Linked DNA regions of Homo sapiens: region 1 is linked to region 2. A link is a loop called in an ENCODE intact Hi-C map of the cell type or tissue named here. Cell type or tissue: heart right ventricle. All regions are shown on one strand. Region 1 overlaps LYRM4-AS1 (LYRM4 antisense RNA 1). Region 2 overlaps FARS2 (phenylalanyl-tRNA synthetase 2, mitochondrial).

Region 1 (8,000 bases), 320 kb after region 2:
GGGGCTGGACTGGAAGAAGGCCAGGGTGGCCTGAGGGCAGAGAGCACAGAGGAACTGGCGGAGCTGAGGATGGGAGGGGACAGCCACTCAACCTTGAGCAATGAGAGGCCGTCAAAAGGTTTTGAGTCATGAATGTGACTAACCAGATTTAAATTTTGAAAAGATCATTCTGGATACAGGACAAAGAGCAAATTACTGGGGACAGAAACAATGTGAGTGAGCCCCATAGGAGGCTGTTGCCATTGTTGTGGTGAAGGGTGATCATACTTAAGAGATGATGGTTGTGGGGTGGACAAATCTGAGCGCTATTTAGGAGTGAAAATCAATGTAGCACACTTATGGCCCCAAGTGGGGGTAGGTGCAGGGAGGCAGGGGGAGGGAGGTGCCTTAGGATTTGGACTTGAGCTGTTGGGTAGACAGTAGCAGTCACTGGGGCAGGGACCCCCAGAAGAGGAATAGAGGGAGGGCAAGATCATGAATTCTGTTTTGACCAGGTTGAGCTTCTCTGGTTCTTACCAACACCAAGTGGTGTCTAACACCAGTTCTCCAACAGGGTGTCCAATAATTCAATTCTGACATTATCTACCTGGAGCTAGTGTCTGTCTCCACAGCTTAGAGGCTCAGTCCCACAAGACGGCCCCCACTTCAGAAGCCACTTGCAAACGGGGTGCCCAGGCTGCCTGCATTTCTGCCCCTCCAGCTACAAATTAGTGTTCCCACAACCCATCCCCAGCTTCCATATGACTCACGGAACTCAGGAAAACACTTTGCTTGAGTTCACCAGTTTATTATAAAGAAGAAAACTCAGGAACTGGCAAAGGGAAGAGATAGAAGACAGAGTGTGCGATGGGCATGGGACTTCCAGGGCCCCTCTGGGTGCACCAGCCTCCAGGGTCTCCACATGCTCCCCACCCAGAAGCCCCACCAGCCTTGCTCAGTCTGCAGCCCCTGCCCCTTTCTGGAGGTCAGTGGGTGGAGTTAAAAGTTCCAGTCCTCTAATCACTTGGTGTTTCTGGTACCCAGCCCATCTTGAGGCTGTCTAGAGAGCCCACTCTCAGTCATCTCATTAGCATAAATTCAGGTGTGATCAAAAGGGACTCTTTATAAAAAACAATTATGTTACAACAAAATAACACTAACAATGTAAGTAATAACAAATGTTCTATCAGAAAATTCCAAGAGTTTTAGCCTTTCTATTTCAGGAACCAAGGACAAAGACCAAATGTCTATTTTTATTATACTACAGGAGGTCTAAAGCTGAGAAGGGAAGAGGGCCCAGGACTGAGCTTTGAGCAGCCCTGATGTTCCCAGGTCAGGAGGAGGAGGATGAGCCTGCAACAGGGATAGAGAATGAACAGCCAGAAGGGTTGGAGGGAATGGAAGAGGGTTGTTCTCAGAAGCCAAGGAAGGACTTCAGAAGCAGAAACGGTGTGCACCCACCTTGCAGCCCATGGGGACTTCGGGTCCTCCCCCTTGCCTCCTGAAAGGTGCAGAAACAATGGGTGATCTCTGGCTCCCACACCACTCCTCCACTCTGGCACAATGGATGGTGGGGATGGACTGCTTTTCCAAGCTCACTGTCCCCTAAGCTTTCTCCCGGAGACAGGGCCCAGGTCTTCTCTACTCTGAGATGCAAAGCCCTGAAGTTAATAGTTAAATGATGTTAACATGTAAACTAACTTCTTGAAATTTAGACTGTGCAGTCTACCCCCCCCCCCCCCCCGCCCAAGTGTGTTCAGTCCTACTTCAAACATCATGTGCCTCCACTGCTAAAATATTTACTCCGGGCATTCAGAGGCTCCAAGCTTTACCGTTTGTTCGTGTTACCTATTGCTGCATAACAAGCCACCCCAAACAGGGCTGTTTTTAAAAATAATAACAGTATTTATTTTCTTTATTAATCTGTAGATTGGGCAGGGCTCTCTCAGGGATAGCTTGTCTCTTCTCTATTTGCAGTGGTTTGAAGGCTGGGGCTGGGATCATCTGATCACCAGGTCTGGAGTCTGGGCTGGGAAATGTCAAACAATTCAGTTGAAGTCATTGGAAAGGAATTTTCCCCTTTGCATTGAAAACAGAAATGGTCCTGGACCCTTCCTAGATATACCAAGGCAATGTTACACTCAAACCCTGTAGTCGGATTCCATAGGTAGCATTCTCAAACCCCTCAAGGAAGTCATAATTGGTTCCGGCACTGCCTTTTAAGCATAAATATTTGCCAAATTACCAAATGTTTCAGCTGTTTCCCAGGCCACACTTGCACAGCCCGAGATAGTTCAGGTGCTCCCGGTTCGGATGCTCGACACCAAAAATTATGAATGAGTAGACCAAAAACCTGGAATAACTTGGCCAAGTAACAAAACCAGGCCTTACAGCTTCCAGACCCAGATTGCAGGCCTCCTGTATTAGATATTTGGCAAACAGTTCTGCTCTTCCAGGGGCACATGGAGGTATGCAGATCCCAGTATGACCAATGACAAGGGTCATGAAACACATTAGATCTGGAGAATTGCAGGTTCCACTCTGACTTTGACCATGAACAGCACTGGTCTTTTTTTCTCTTTTTATTTTATGTGGCAACAAGGCATGTAAAGGGTTTTCACTTAAAAGGTCAGGACAGTTTGGACTCAGATATCTGGGACCTTCCATCACCATGTACTCCACCTTGAATACTAGCCAAATTACAAACTTGGGCTCCTTCATTCATATAGTAGTGCCACATAAACATACCAGATGAGATGTCATAGAATACCCACTATATCCTCACTCCAAGTTCTTTTCAATGTCGAGGACCTGATTTCCAAGTTTTAGAATTCATGGCTTGGAAAAGGTGATCCTAAATATTCCCATGGTAATAGAACCAGAGTTCAATACCACTATGCAAACATTGGAAGTATTCCAGTCAGAAATGAATAGTTTAGCCACTGTTGTACTCCAAAATAGTTGTGCCCTGGATACACTGCCCAACAAGGAGGAGCTTGCACAATCATTGGTGAAAAATTCTGCTTCCTTGTGAATCAGATAGGACAAATGGTGTTTAATTCGTACCTTTAAAAACAAAGTTAACACTCCATCAGATCAATGAGTCTCAACCATTTGATTGGACTGGCCTATTCCCAGGATAGGGAGACTGGTTTAATGGTATAAGGAGAAGTATGTTTAGTTTTGTTGTTGTAGTTGTTCTGTTTGTTTATTCTTGTTCTAATCCATCTTCTTCTCTCCTTTTGCAAATCTCTTACCACTCAGCTACTGATTCCATTTTTCTCTTCACATCCACCAAGTCAGCTTTTAATATGTGACGCTTCCTATGAAGTTTCAGATAGGGAATTGAAGGGGATCAGAACACGTGACCCCAAAATATGCCATTTTGGCACGTTGATTATTTTGAGCTGGAAGCAATTGAGAAGATGCTGGAAGACCTCTCAGACTTCCCCTTTCTACCTAAAAGCAGGACATAAATATTCTATAAGAAAGATGCCTTCCTTGCACCAAGAAGAGAATATTCTTATCATTAGAGATGGGAAGTCTATGCAGAGATGAATCTGTGTAAACAAACCTACTAAATTAACCTTTGTCTTTCATTAGTTTCCTCCATATATTTCCTAGTTACTTTCTGACAGTTTACTGATCCCAGCCCAAACCCCTTTTTCCTTTGTTTTATTACATCTCCACAATTCTTTGTTAAAAGGGTGTGTAAGCTCTCAGACCTATCCACTTCTTTGGGTTTTTATTTCTTACATAGGAAGGGTTTTGTGTACACATAGAAATATTCGTATTAAGTAAAATTTGTGTGCTTTTCTCCTGGTTAGCTGCCTTTGTGAGTTTAATTCTCAGGCCCAGCCATAGAACCCAAGAGGATAGAGGAAAAGCCTTTCCTCTCCTACACCATATATAATATGCCAAAGTATTTTTAAATATTTAAAAATTTTAAGTATTTTAAAAGAGCAAAAGCATTTTAGAAATAATTTTCCTAACTCTTCCTTGGCTTTTGAAAGAGATTAGCTTGCTTAAGCTAAAGCCACAGTGATTTTTCAGGGGCTTAACTGCAGCAGTGGAAACTTTCAAGAAAAATGCCCTTATAACTTGAAGGGATCAAGTTCTATAGCACCTTAGGCCCCATTTATCAACACAAACTGAAATATGGCAAGGGAATACACTTGCAATGAATTTGAAAAAAACATGACCCTTCTTGCCTGGATCATTTGTTTTCTCATATGTGTGCCTTCTAATAGAATTGAGGAACTTTAAGGGCTCAGAATATAAAGCCAGGGAGATTTAAATAATGTGTTTAACCGAAGCCATTTAGCCAATCTAGAAGAGCCAGGACTAGAATGACATCTAGTACAGCTGACACCTACTGGTCACCGTGTACTAAACACTGCTTACATCATTTATCGTCCTCATACAGCCCTATGGGATGAGGATGATGATTATACCCAACAACAGGTCTTAGAGGCTGAAAGAGGTTAAATGAATAGCTCTTGTTACCCAGGTAGCAAACTGCTGAGCCAGGATTTGAGATGAAGCACGCTGGCACAGTCCACTGTCTGAGCCCCATTGCAGCCCTCTCTGGAATTCCACTTGAGACAGGTCATGTTGCTTTTGATTAAAAAAAAAAAAAAGTACCCAGCTGAAAGGGGCCATCCCACCTTCTTACAGCCAAGGGGATGAGGAGAAAATAGGAAAGATTTAAGGCTTTTTATATGTTTTTAAAATTCTTAATCTCTTCGGCTTCTCCATTTCAATGTGCTTTACTTATGTTTACTTGATTAAGACTTTAACATGATTTGCATAATCTTGTCTCATTGTAACTTGTAGGTCAGGACTGACTGGCCTGAGGATGAACCCCAAAATGTTTCTGAAAGTAACAATTATGTAAACTTTACATTCTGCAATTATTCTTAACATACAAGCAATAAAAATTTGTTAAGATTACTGAGGAAAGTTGTAGAATCATCCTTCATATTTTAGAAGAAGAACCCTAAATGGATTTTGCTTCTAAAGAATCAGTTTTAACTCAATTTTGCTTCTATTTATGTGATTCCATTAGTTGTATAATCATTTATTTTACATGCTGTTTTCAGTAATAAAATTCTTAGAATATTTCCACCAAATAAAAATTAAAGATAAAAAACCCTTTAAATTCTAAAGGGACCAATAGAATATAGTTGACTTTCTATCTATTAATTCTTCAAGTTTTAGTGTCAAGTTTTTATTCTCAGGTAGATCTTACACCCCTTTTAAGTCATTTCACTTAATATTTCATAGTTTTTTAAAATTTAACTTTGGATGACTGTAAATACTCATCATGGTAAACACAAATATGTAAAAATGTCAGCTCTTGATACACGTGACAGGATTCTAACTGATGAACAGAAAAAACCACTGGGAGTCCAGGACTGATGGCGACCTCCCACTTCCACATCATCACCCGGAGCAGGTCCTGTCCCCAGCGTCTTTCAGCTTCTGGGAGGAACGCCCTTCATTCACCTTCTCAACTTCCCTGTCCACAGAGCCTGCCCACTTTTTCTACGTGAGGCAGAACTAAAAGGTTAGGGAAATGACCGCGTGTGACAGTTTTCTTTGAGGGAAGAACTTTGCGTTCTCACTGTATGACAGAGACCATGTCTTCCGTAATCCTTATAGGAACCTAGTGAGGTGGTGGAGTAGACGGCGTGGCTGACCTGCCCTAATGGGTATCCCCACTGTCCCACACACAGCCCCTGGCTCAGGGGAAGCTGACCCCAACCTGCTCCAGAATAGCGTCTGTGTGACTTAAGAGCAGCACCCCGGCCTAGGACGGGTTCAGGAAGGAGCAAGTAAGATGTGGTAGGGGGAGCCTTCGAGGAAGCTCCTGAGGGAGGTTTCCTTTTTTCTCAAGAGAAAGTAGAAGATATGGCCTCTCTTGTTCCCTGGACATTATTGTATCACCTTGAGTGGTTGCAGCCACCCTGCTACTGTCAGAGGTGAGGCCATGAGCATGAGAAATGGAAGAGAGAAGAACGGAGGTCCTTGGCGTGATCGTGTGATTGAGTGACTAGATCGATGCTTCTCAATGAGCCGGCATTTTCAGCAGAACAGTTCCTTGATGGGGTGGGCTGCTACAGACATTCTAAGATCTCCAACATCCATGATCCCCACCCTCAGAATGCTGCTAGCAGCCCTTGGAATTGTGACAACTGAAAGTTCTACACCCCTGTTCCCAAGCACCCCTCCTTAGGTGGTGATACCATCCCAACCCCATTGACAGCAAAGATGCACTGTGGCTAGACCTCCTATTGTGTGGGATGAAAAATACAACCTTAGGTTTCAGCCAGCTGGAGTTGAGTTTACTGCTGCTCGCAGCACAGAGTGTCCTAACAGGAAGACACTATTATAATAATTTTGAAAGAAAGAATACATTGAGCCTCCAAGAGCTCAAGAAATGTGCCCAAGGCTATCAATGAATTGGTAACAAAGCCAGGATTTGGCTCAAGGTCTAACTCTACAGCCTGGCTATTTTCTCCCTGTCTACCTTCCTTCCAGTCACATGCAAGTTACTCTGGCTGGTTTGTTCAAAGGGAAACAAACAAAAAACCAACAAAGTACAGAATAGTTATGTGGAAAAAAAAAAATAGCTGGGCGCAGAGGCTCACACCTGTAATCTCAACACTTCCGGAGGCCAAGACGGGTGGATCACTTGAGCCCAGGAGTTTGAGACCAGCCTGGGCAACATGGTGAAACCCTGTCTCTACAAAAAAATAGAAAAATTAGCTGGGCGTGGTGATGCACACTTATAGTTCCAGCTACTAAGGAGGCTGAGGTGAGAGGATTGCCTGAGCCCAGGAGAATGAGGCTGCAGTGAGCCATGATCGCACCACTGCACTCCAGCCTGCGTGACGGGTTTTTTCTGAGAACCCTGTTTCAAAAAAAAAAAAAATACATAAACCCAGTTAGCAGGGGGTGCCTCTGAGGAGCTAAGGTGTATGAAGTGGGAGGGAAACTTACTTTTCATTCCAGATCCTTTTATACTGTTTGAATTCTTTAGTGCAAATATCTTTCCATTTTGTAAAACAGCAAAATTTAAAAAGCAATTATGAATAAATGTTATGTTATGTATATTTTGCCACAATTTAAAACATAATAAGAATTTTTTAAAAAGCAATGTAGCACTCAACATTGTTCTAACAGCATTTGGATTCATTACAGCATTTGACTTCTGTCCTCTCATTAGCCACCTTTGGCCACTTGATCTTATTTCTATGCCCATTCTTCCTTTCATTATAATGTCTTCTTGTCCATTCCTTCCTTTTCCAGATTGCTGTTGCCTCCCCAGTGTGACCCACCTGCAGTCCTCTGGTGCAGCTCTGATAGAGAAATCTTTGATGCCAACTATATCCACCTACCAAGTATAGTGTGAATTCCTCACCCCAACATAATCTGACACTGACCATATGTCCATCCTCCTCTCCTCTATCCCCCTTAAGATGGTGTTTTCTGCAGAGCTTCCCCTAGGAATCCCTTGGGCTAATGTGAGCTCCAGTCCCTCTGCTCCAAATTTAGCTGAGAAGTCATACTTCTACCTGTTTTGCACATTGAGATTCCCTAGGATTTTGTTTGAGCAAAGTGCTTGTGTTAGGCTATTCTTCCATTGCTATAAATATCTGAGACTGGATAATTTATAAAGAAAAGAGGTTGAACTGGATCACGGTTCTGCAGGCTATACAGGAAGCATGACACTGGCATCTGCTTGGCTTCTGGGGAGGCCTCAGGAAGCCTACAATCATGGCGGAAGGTGAAGGGCACCAGCAGGTCACATGGCAAGAGAGGGAGCAAGGGTGGGGGGAGGTGCCACACACTTTTAAACACCCAGATCTTGCAAGAATTCACTCCCTATTGGGAGGACAGCACCAAAGGAAGAGCACTAAACCAGTTATGAGAAATCCACCCCCATAATCCAATCACCTCTCACCAAGCTCCACCTCCAACATTAGGGATTACAATTCAACAGGAGATTTAGCAGG
Region 2 (8,000 bases):
GATGAGCACAAAAGTAAACCAGTCCTTGTGTAGACTTGCAGTCAGGTATCACATTTTCTGAACAATAGAGAGAGCTTCAGGCTACGAAGATGATCTAAGGCAATCCCAGACATACTTCCTCTAACTGGCCAGCAAAATGAGACAAAACCGTTTTCAGAGAAATATTCTAATATCCTAGGCCTCAAATTATTCTTATGAGGACTAAAGACAATGACGGCTGTCAATGCTTCCTCTAAAAATAATTTAGAGCAACAAGAACAAATAAAACTATTGAACACAATGCCTTTGGCAGGCAGGCAGGCAGGCAGGAAGGAATGCCAGTCAAAACCTAGGGACAGAACTGTTATACTCCTACCCCACTGATAAGGCTTTGAAGTAAGCAAGAGCAAGCTGGAAAAAATAAGAGAAAGAGAGGAGAATGAGTGAGGTGCTAAGGTTGACCTTAGAAACCCAGAAAGTGTAAGTTACACTAAGTGTGAAAAGCCTTTAAAAAGTGTCCTAGTAGGCCTGAGCAGGGACCACAGAAAAGTGGTGTAAAAGCATGCCCAATTTGAAGTGAGAGGATCCCAAAACCATAGTTACAATAAAAGAAAAAGGAGTTAATACAAAGCGAAAGACAACCTTTTCAATTGAGTAGGAAGAGAAAAAAGATGCAAATGAGAAAATTCAAGGTTGTGAAAGATAAAGCACAGCTAAAAAATTAGAGGATTTACAAAACCATTCTCTAACCCACACCAAAAATAAATAAATAAACCACTAAAGTGTGCATTGCTACACTAACAGAAGAGGGCACCAGAGACTAAGGAAGTCTTTTACACAACCAAAAAGGAACGACAAATAAATTCAATAAAAATATAGAAAATTATTACTCAAAAATCAGAAAGTCAATTCAAAAGAGCTCAACTAATGAAAATCCAACTTTTCTCCCACCCACCCCCCAAAACTAAGGAGCACTAAAAAGAAACACAAACTAATACTTAAAAACTAAGTTACATATGCTCAATCAAGCATTTAAGGATATAAATTGCTTTAGTCAGAAACTCAAAAATTAAGAACAAAAATAGAGAAAAAATGAAAAGAGAATTGATTTAACTCAGAAAAAAAAAAGAAATAAAATCATCTCAGAAACAAAATCTAAATTCCAAAGCATGCAAGGGACAATGGAATCAATCAAGATTTAATGAGGGGGCATTGAAGAAAAGGAGAAAAACAACCAGAAGGAGGATGGTAAAATAAAGAAAGAAGAATCAGAAAGAAAGTGGTAGAAATGGAACACAGGCAAAGAAGGAATTACATTTATATAATTGGAGTCCGTTAAAGAGGGAAAAAAAAACAATGGAGCAGAACTAATACCAGATAAAATGGGTACCTGTGAAAAAGAACCTGGAAAAATCAAATATAGGACATATTCTTATAAAACAGATTTCATAAATAATGGGGAAAATCGTCAAGGCCTCTAGGCAAAAAGATCAACTAATGTAGAGGAGTAAAGCAATCAGAGTGGCATCAGATTCTTCAAAAACAACACGGAAACAAGACAACAATGAAGCCACATTTTCAAACAACTCAGTTTTTAAAAATGTGGGTCAAGAAGTTTATATCCATCAATGCTGTCCTTAAAGCACCAAGTCTACAGAAAAAACGTGAAACACACAAGAGCATAGGAATGTCACATTAATGAGCTCTTTCTGAAGAATTTACCAAAGCATGAGCCTTGTTCAAGTAATAAATAACTAGGAAAATTTCAGCACAAAACAAATGGAGAACATGTTAATACATAAAAATTACAGATTTCAGACTAAAAGCTGGGGATTACATTGAAAGACTAATATCCAATTGTTATATGTTCTGACAAAGTAGAAATAACGTAACTAAACAATGGAAGAAAGCAGCAAAGAGGAAAGTAGAATATACTGATTATTGCATAGGCAATAGTTAAAGAATACTTTTACTAAGAACAAAGTTAAAAATGAGGGATAAGGGACTTTAAAAGTTTTAAGTATAAAAGCAACCATTAAAACAAAAATATAACCTTTCTAAAGAGCAACCAAAATTTCAATTCAAAAGCATAATAAAACATATATTGTAGAGAAATAAAATGTAACATGTTATGACATATATAACACCACAATATATTATGATAAAGTTCAGATCGAATATATCAATAACTCAATAAATGTGAAAGTAATATCAATAAATATGAACAGGCTTAATTCACCTCTTAAAAAAATAAATCTGGCCACAAAGCATGACTCAACTATACAAAAGATACACCTAAAACAATGTTAAAAACAAATGGATGGACAGAATATAACAGGCAAATGGATACAATAAAAAAGCAAGCATAGCATTCTTAAAATCAGAAAAAGTAGAATTCAAGCAAAAAAACACCGAGCAAGACAAAGAAGATCTTGTATTAATGCTAAAAGTTTCAAATCACAGTGAAGGTATAACACTTATGAATATCTATATATCAATAAGACAATTATTACCTCTGTGTAGAAAGAACCATAGGGGACGCAAAAGACACACATAGAAACACATTAATATTAATGATAATAGGAAACTTTAATACATCATTCTTAGTATAAGATCAAATGTGCAAAATTAATAAGATAAAAGACCTAAAAACATAATTAGGAAATGAAATCATGTGTGTATACATAAATATGTATACGTATATTTTACACACACACACACACATACACACATATTAAACTTACTCCCTTCATAATGAAAAATACATTTTATTTTCAAGGGCCCAGAGAATATTAACAAAAATTGATCACATAGTAAGTCACAAAGAAATAAGTATATTCCATAAAGAAGAAATAATAAACTATACTCTCTGATTAAAATACAATAAAACTAAAAATCATTCCCATTAACAACATACAAACACACACACACATAAAGGTCTTTCCACCTGAAAACTGACAAAAAAAGAAGGGGAACAAAAGTCAGGAAACATACACCACAAAGAGGTAATACCACTAACGTAAAGAAACTTTTAAAAGTTGACAAAGGGCCAAAAACTCCATAGAAAAAGAACAGACAATTCATCAAAAAAAAGATATGAAAATGACCCCTGAACACATGAAAAGGAATTCAAACTTAAAGAGCAAATTAAGCAAATTAAAATAACACTGACATAATACTTCTATCACAATGGCAAAAAGTTAAAAGTCAGACAACATATTCTTTTGAATACGCTGAGGCTTTGGAAAATAAGTACAGTCATACTTTGCTGGTGAAAATGGAAACTGGTAGAACCCTTTTGGAGATGAATTTGACAACACCCAACAAAACTACATATTTGTTGATCTCTTGACCCAGTCCTTCCATTTCTAACTACTTACCCTGAAAATATACTTCCAACATTAATACACATGCACAAAATTTTCATTGTAGTATTGTTTGTAACTGCACCATATTTTTTTAAAAAGTCTCACATTGGAAAGATGTTAAATAAACTATGGTCTACCTATACAATAGAGTACTTTTGCAGGTGTAATAAAGAACGAGGAAGATCTCTCTGGACTGATATGGAATGATTTTCAAGACATCCTGATAAATAAAAAAGGCAAAGTGCAAGAGGGCATATATTACTTGCTACCTTTCATGTAAGAAATAATAAAATACACATGAATCATCTCATTTGTGAAAAAAAGGAAGGATAGGCTAGAAATAACAAAAATAAATCACCTACACAGAGGTGGTGGAAACAGGATGGAAAAAATGGTTGAATGGGAATAGAGTATAATGAATGGCAGAGTGGGGGTCATGACCTCTAAGTAAACCTTGTTGTATAGTTCTGAGTTTTAGAAGGACGTTAATACTTTATCTACGCAAAACATTAAAAATAAAATCCTGACACCTGCAATCCCAGCACTTTGGGAGGCCAAGGCAGGAGGATCACTTGAGGTCAGGAGTTCAAGACCAGCCTGGCCAACATGGTGAAACACCATCTCTACCAAAAAATACAAAAATTAGCCAGGCGTGGTGGCACACGTCTGTGATCCCAGCTACTTGGGAGGCTGAGACAAGAGAATCACTTGAACCCGGGAGGCAGGAATTGCAGTGCGCCTACATCATGCCACTGTACTCTAGCCTGGGCAACAAAAGGAGACTCCGTCTCGATGATGATGATGATGATAATAATAATAATAATAATAATAATAATAATAATAATAATAATAATAAAATAATATAAAATCTACCCAGAGGTGGGAAGAACACAAATGGAATACAAACAGTAATGATGGACAGAAGTTTATTCTAAATAAATGACAGCCACTTAAAGAGAGTGGAGAAGAAAAGAATTAACCAAAATAACTTTCAAAAACAGTATTTTAACTAAATAAGATGAAAAACAAAATAAACATAGCAAATATTGTACACTAGTTAGCAAATTTTTTCCACAGAGGTATGTGTTAACAATTATGAAACTACCTTTATGTTCATTCCAGGACTGAACAAGAAAATAAATATGTCATGAGTAAGAAGAACCAGGTTTCTCACTGTCACTATCAAAGGCAATGGGGAGGGCTAGAATGAGCCATGTGGTGTTGGCTTAGATTGGAGGTACTCATATGAATTCATATTTTGTAACATATATGCAGATACATCAATACGGAAATAGAAGTAGGTATATGTATTTCCTAGCTCTGTCACTAGAGGGGGCCTACAAGTAATGATATCCCTAGGGCAATAAGTATACTCAGGTCTAGGCTTCTAAATACCATTCTTTAATAAAAAAGGAACAGAGTTTCTTAAAGAAATGACTGATTCCAGGGCTGGGGTGGAGAAAGTAAAAGATGAATCTGGGATATCTCATGGGGACAAAAAATGATAACATGTCAGAGGACACAGAAAACTACTTAAGGGGCTCCCAAAGACCAAACCTGGGTAAATTTCAGCAATAAAATAAATCATTTTAGTAATAGGTTATAACCCATACAATAACCAAATATTCATGAAGCCATACTGATATAAATAATTAAATAAATATATGGGAGAGAAGGTAAAGGTCTTCCTTACAGTAAAATTCTAATTAATACCTTTAGAATAAATTAGAAAGAAAATAACCATTTGACAAACACCACAATAATTTCTGGCAAAAATTATCAAGGGAATCCAAAGTTAATAGGGCAAAATATTATGAGAACTATTTACACAGTCTCAAAGTATCTTCCTGCAAACACTATTAACTACAAAGGGGAAAATAATAATGGCGGAGAATCCTAATGGATGCCACATTTACCGAGTGATCAGAGTTAACATATCACCACCACGTTCTTCATGATAGAACTCACTAAGGGCACAACAAAATCTCCATGGCATTTTTGTCAAAAATGTAGAATATGAATTTCACCATGAGAAAATACAAAATCATGTCAAGTTGAGAAACATGACACAAAATATATGGCCAGTACCTTTCAAACATATCAAAGTCATGATAAAGAAAGACTGAGTAACAATATATGGCCAGTACCTTTCAAATACATCAAAGTCATAATAAACAAAGGAAGACTGAGTAACTATCCCAATTTAATAAAGGAGATGGACACGTGAAAAATATAACATGTAATCCTAGATTGAATTCTAGTCCAGAAAAAGGACATGTTTTTAAATTCAAGCAAACACATTTTTCAATTTTACATGTTCTATTTAGTTCTTTCTCAATTCGGCATAGTCTCTTTTTTTAAATAAAGACTTTTTTAAGCATCGTTTTAGGTTCACAGCAAAACTGAGAGGAAGATACAGAGATATCCCATATAATTCCTCCTCCACACATGCACAGCCTCCTCCACTATCAGCATCCTCCACCAGAGTGGTACACTTGTTACACTAGATGGACTTACACTGACACATTATAATCACCCAAAGTCCTTAGTTTACCTTAGGGCTCACTCTTGGAGTTGTACATTCTATGGGTTTAAACAAATGTCGAACATACATCCACCATTATAGTATCACACAGTGTTTTCAGTGCCCTAAAAATCTTCTACGCTCAGCCAATTCATCACTGTCTCCGCACTGGCCCCTGATCATCACTGCTCTTTTCACTGTTTCCCTAGCTTTGTGTTTTCCAGAATATCATATAGAGGGAAACATAGAGTATGGAGCCTTTTCAGCTTGTCTTCCTTCATGAGTAATATGCATGTACATTTCCCCCATGTCTTCTCATTGATTAATAACTCATGTATGATCTTTTGTTAAAAACCATTTTTATTACTTATACGTATTTGAGATTGTATTTTCTACTTCTTTAAAGATTTCATACAGTTATTTTATACTTTGCGCCAAGGAATTCAAATAGCTGAAGCAACTGGGTGTGATTTCTGCTGATTTTCACACAGGATGGTTTGTGTGTGGTGATCTTAGGCTGGATGATATCAAATCAGGGGGAAACGTGAGGGCCTAGGTAGGGGACACTTGCCTTCAAAGACTGTGTGTAACCAGGGCAGCAACAGCCCTGGAACCAATTTACCGCTCTTGAAGAGGTGAAGGTGAGGGGCCCAGGTTTGACTTCCCCATCTTGCCACTACTACCAAGAGGCCTGATCGCTCAGCTGCCCTGCTGCTGACAGCAGCTGTAGCACCTCCACACGCTTCATGTCAGCTCACTGCTCCTGGCGCTCAGTTCCTTCCATTTTCTCCCCTCTCCCTTGGGAAGTTCTGTCACTTTCGGTGAGCCTAAAAATTGTAACAAAATTATTTTATGTGGAGTCTAGTTGGGGTTTTTTTAGCCAGCATATCTAGTCTGTGAAAGAAGTGGAAGTTTCCGGAACTTGATTTCATAAACTGCTTTCAGAATCAAATTATAAATCTCCCAGGGGGTGAAAAATCCTCATACTTTTATACCTTGTTCTTAATCAAAACAGTATTATTACTCCGCTTGACAACCCCAAATTCCAGCCTTGTAGCCAAATGATTTTTTACAAATGATTATGCAAAAAACAAATCTCTGAAGGGATGAAGGCTGAGGACCAATGACAATATATAACGGTGAAATTAAACACAACTCTAACAATATTTGAGCAACTTTAGCATCACTGGAATTTATTTCCCCTGAGGAAATTAACTGAAAGATAAAAATAGCCTTTAATTACTAGAATCTATTTTTAAAAATCTCTCAGTACCTTTTAAACATAATATACATGCAACATGGAGCTCTTGGGAAGCAGTTTATATGAATTCCAGGTTTCATGAACATTATTCTTTAAGAACAATGAATTTAGTAAATACAACAGATTAAATTAGCAAGCAATAACAATTTTCTTTAAAGAATAGTTATATATGAAATAGAGTTATCCTAATAGAATACTAGAATGTCAGTGGGCTATGACATTAACATTAAAATTCAAGATTTAAAACAAAACCATAACATTAAAAACATTTATCACCACTAGGTGGTCAGATTGCCCATAATTTTTTTCTTCTCAGTGCTTTTAGATATTTTATACATTTCCTCAATAAGCAAGGTTACATTTGAAGTTGCAGAGAAAACAACAAATGTTACTACAAGGATAAAAAGAGGAATAGGAAAGGATTCAAACATCAGTCTCTCCTAATGCTAGAAATACAGTGGCCAACCCCAAAATTATTATAAGCACACAGTGTTTTGATATTCCTACAAATGAAGATAAAGCTGTTTTTTCCAAAGATGGAAACTACTCCCAGAACACGTTAATTAGTGGAGAATAAGGAGAGGAGAACTAATAAGATGAAATGGAGGGGAATATTTCACTAGTAATGGTACAGAGAAAAATGAGGTGTTCTTGGTCAAAATGTGGCTCCAGGTAGAGAGTGTCATCCCTACTAAACAAAAATATAAATAACTGATCAGGGCCAGAAAGACCCCAGGTTCCAAAGAATATCTTTTATAGTCCAGGAAAAGTGAAAATTCTGTTACCTGATCTAGTTTGGTAATAAAAGGAAGTATTTACTTGCAATTATATATTAAAAACCAATCAGTGGCCAGGCACAGTGGCTCAC

Evidence for each region. Peaks named below come from ENCODE experiments on the same cell type or tissue, not always from the same donor. Only the 100,000 strongest peaks of a DNase experiment are listed, where the experiment ranks them.
Region 1: a loop joins it to region 2, with 2.6 times the contacts of the local background. A loop is called at or near these places in 3 of 110 quality-filtered maps.

The regions. Positions count from the first base shown.
Region 1 is chr6:5,074,858-5,082,857 of GRCh38, reverse strand. All of the region lies in intron 3 of LYRM4-AS1 (LYRM4 antisense RNA 1), which reads right to left. It also overlaps a transcript of LYRM4 not described here. Among named protein-coding and RNA genes, the nearest start is that of PPP1R3G, 6.5 kb to the left of the region's middle. RefSeq lists a silencer at 4,273-4,462. In heart right ventricle, a CTCF peak has its summit at 4,353 (motif pointing left); no DNase peak of the experiment used is centred here.
Region 2 is chr6:5,395,331-5,403,330 of GRCh38, reverse strand. The region is part of intron 2 of FARS2 (phenylalanyl-tRNA synthetase 2, mitochondrial); the gene reads right to left. Among named protein-coding and RNA genes, the nearest start is that of FARS2-AS1, 59 kb to the left of the region's middle. In heart right ventricle, CTCF peaks have their summits at 797 (motif pointing right), 4,668 and 7,396; no DNase peak of the experiment used is centred here.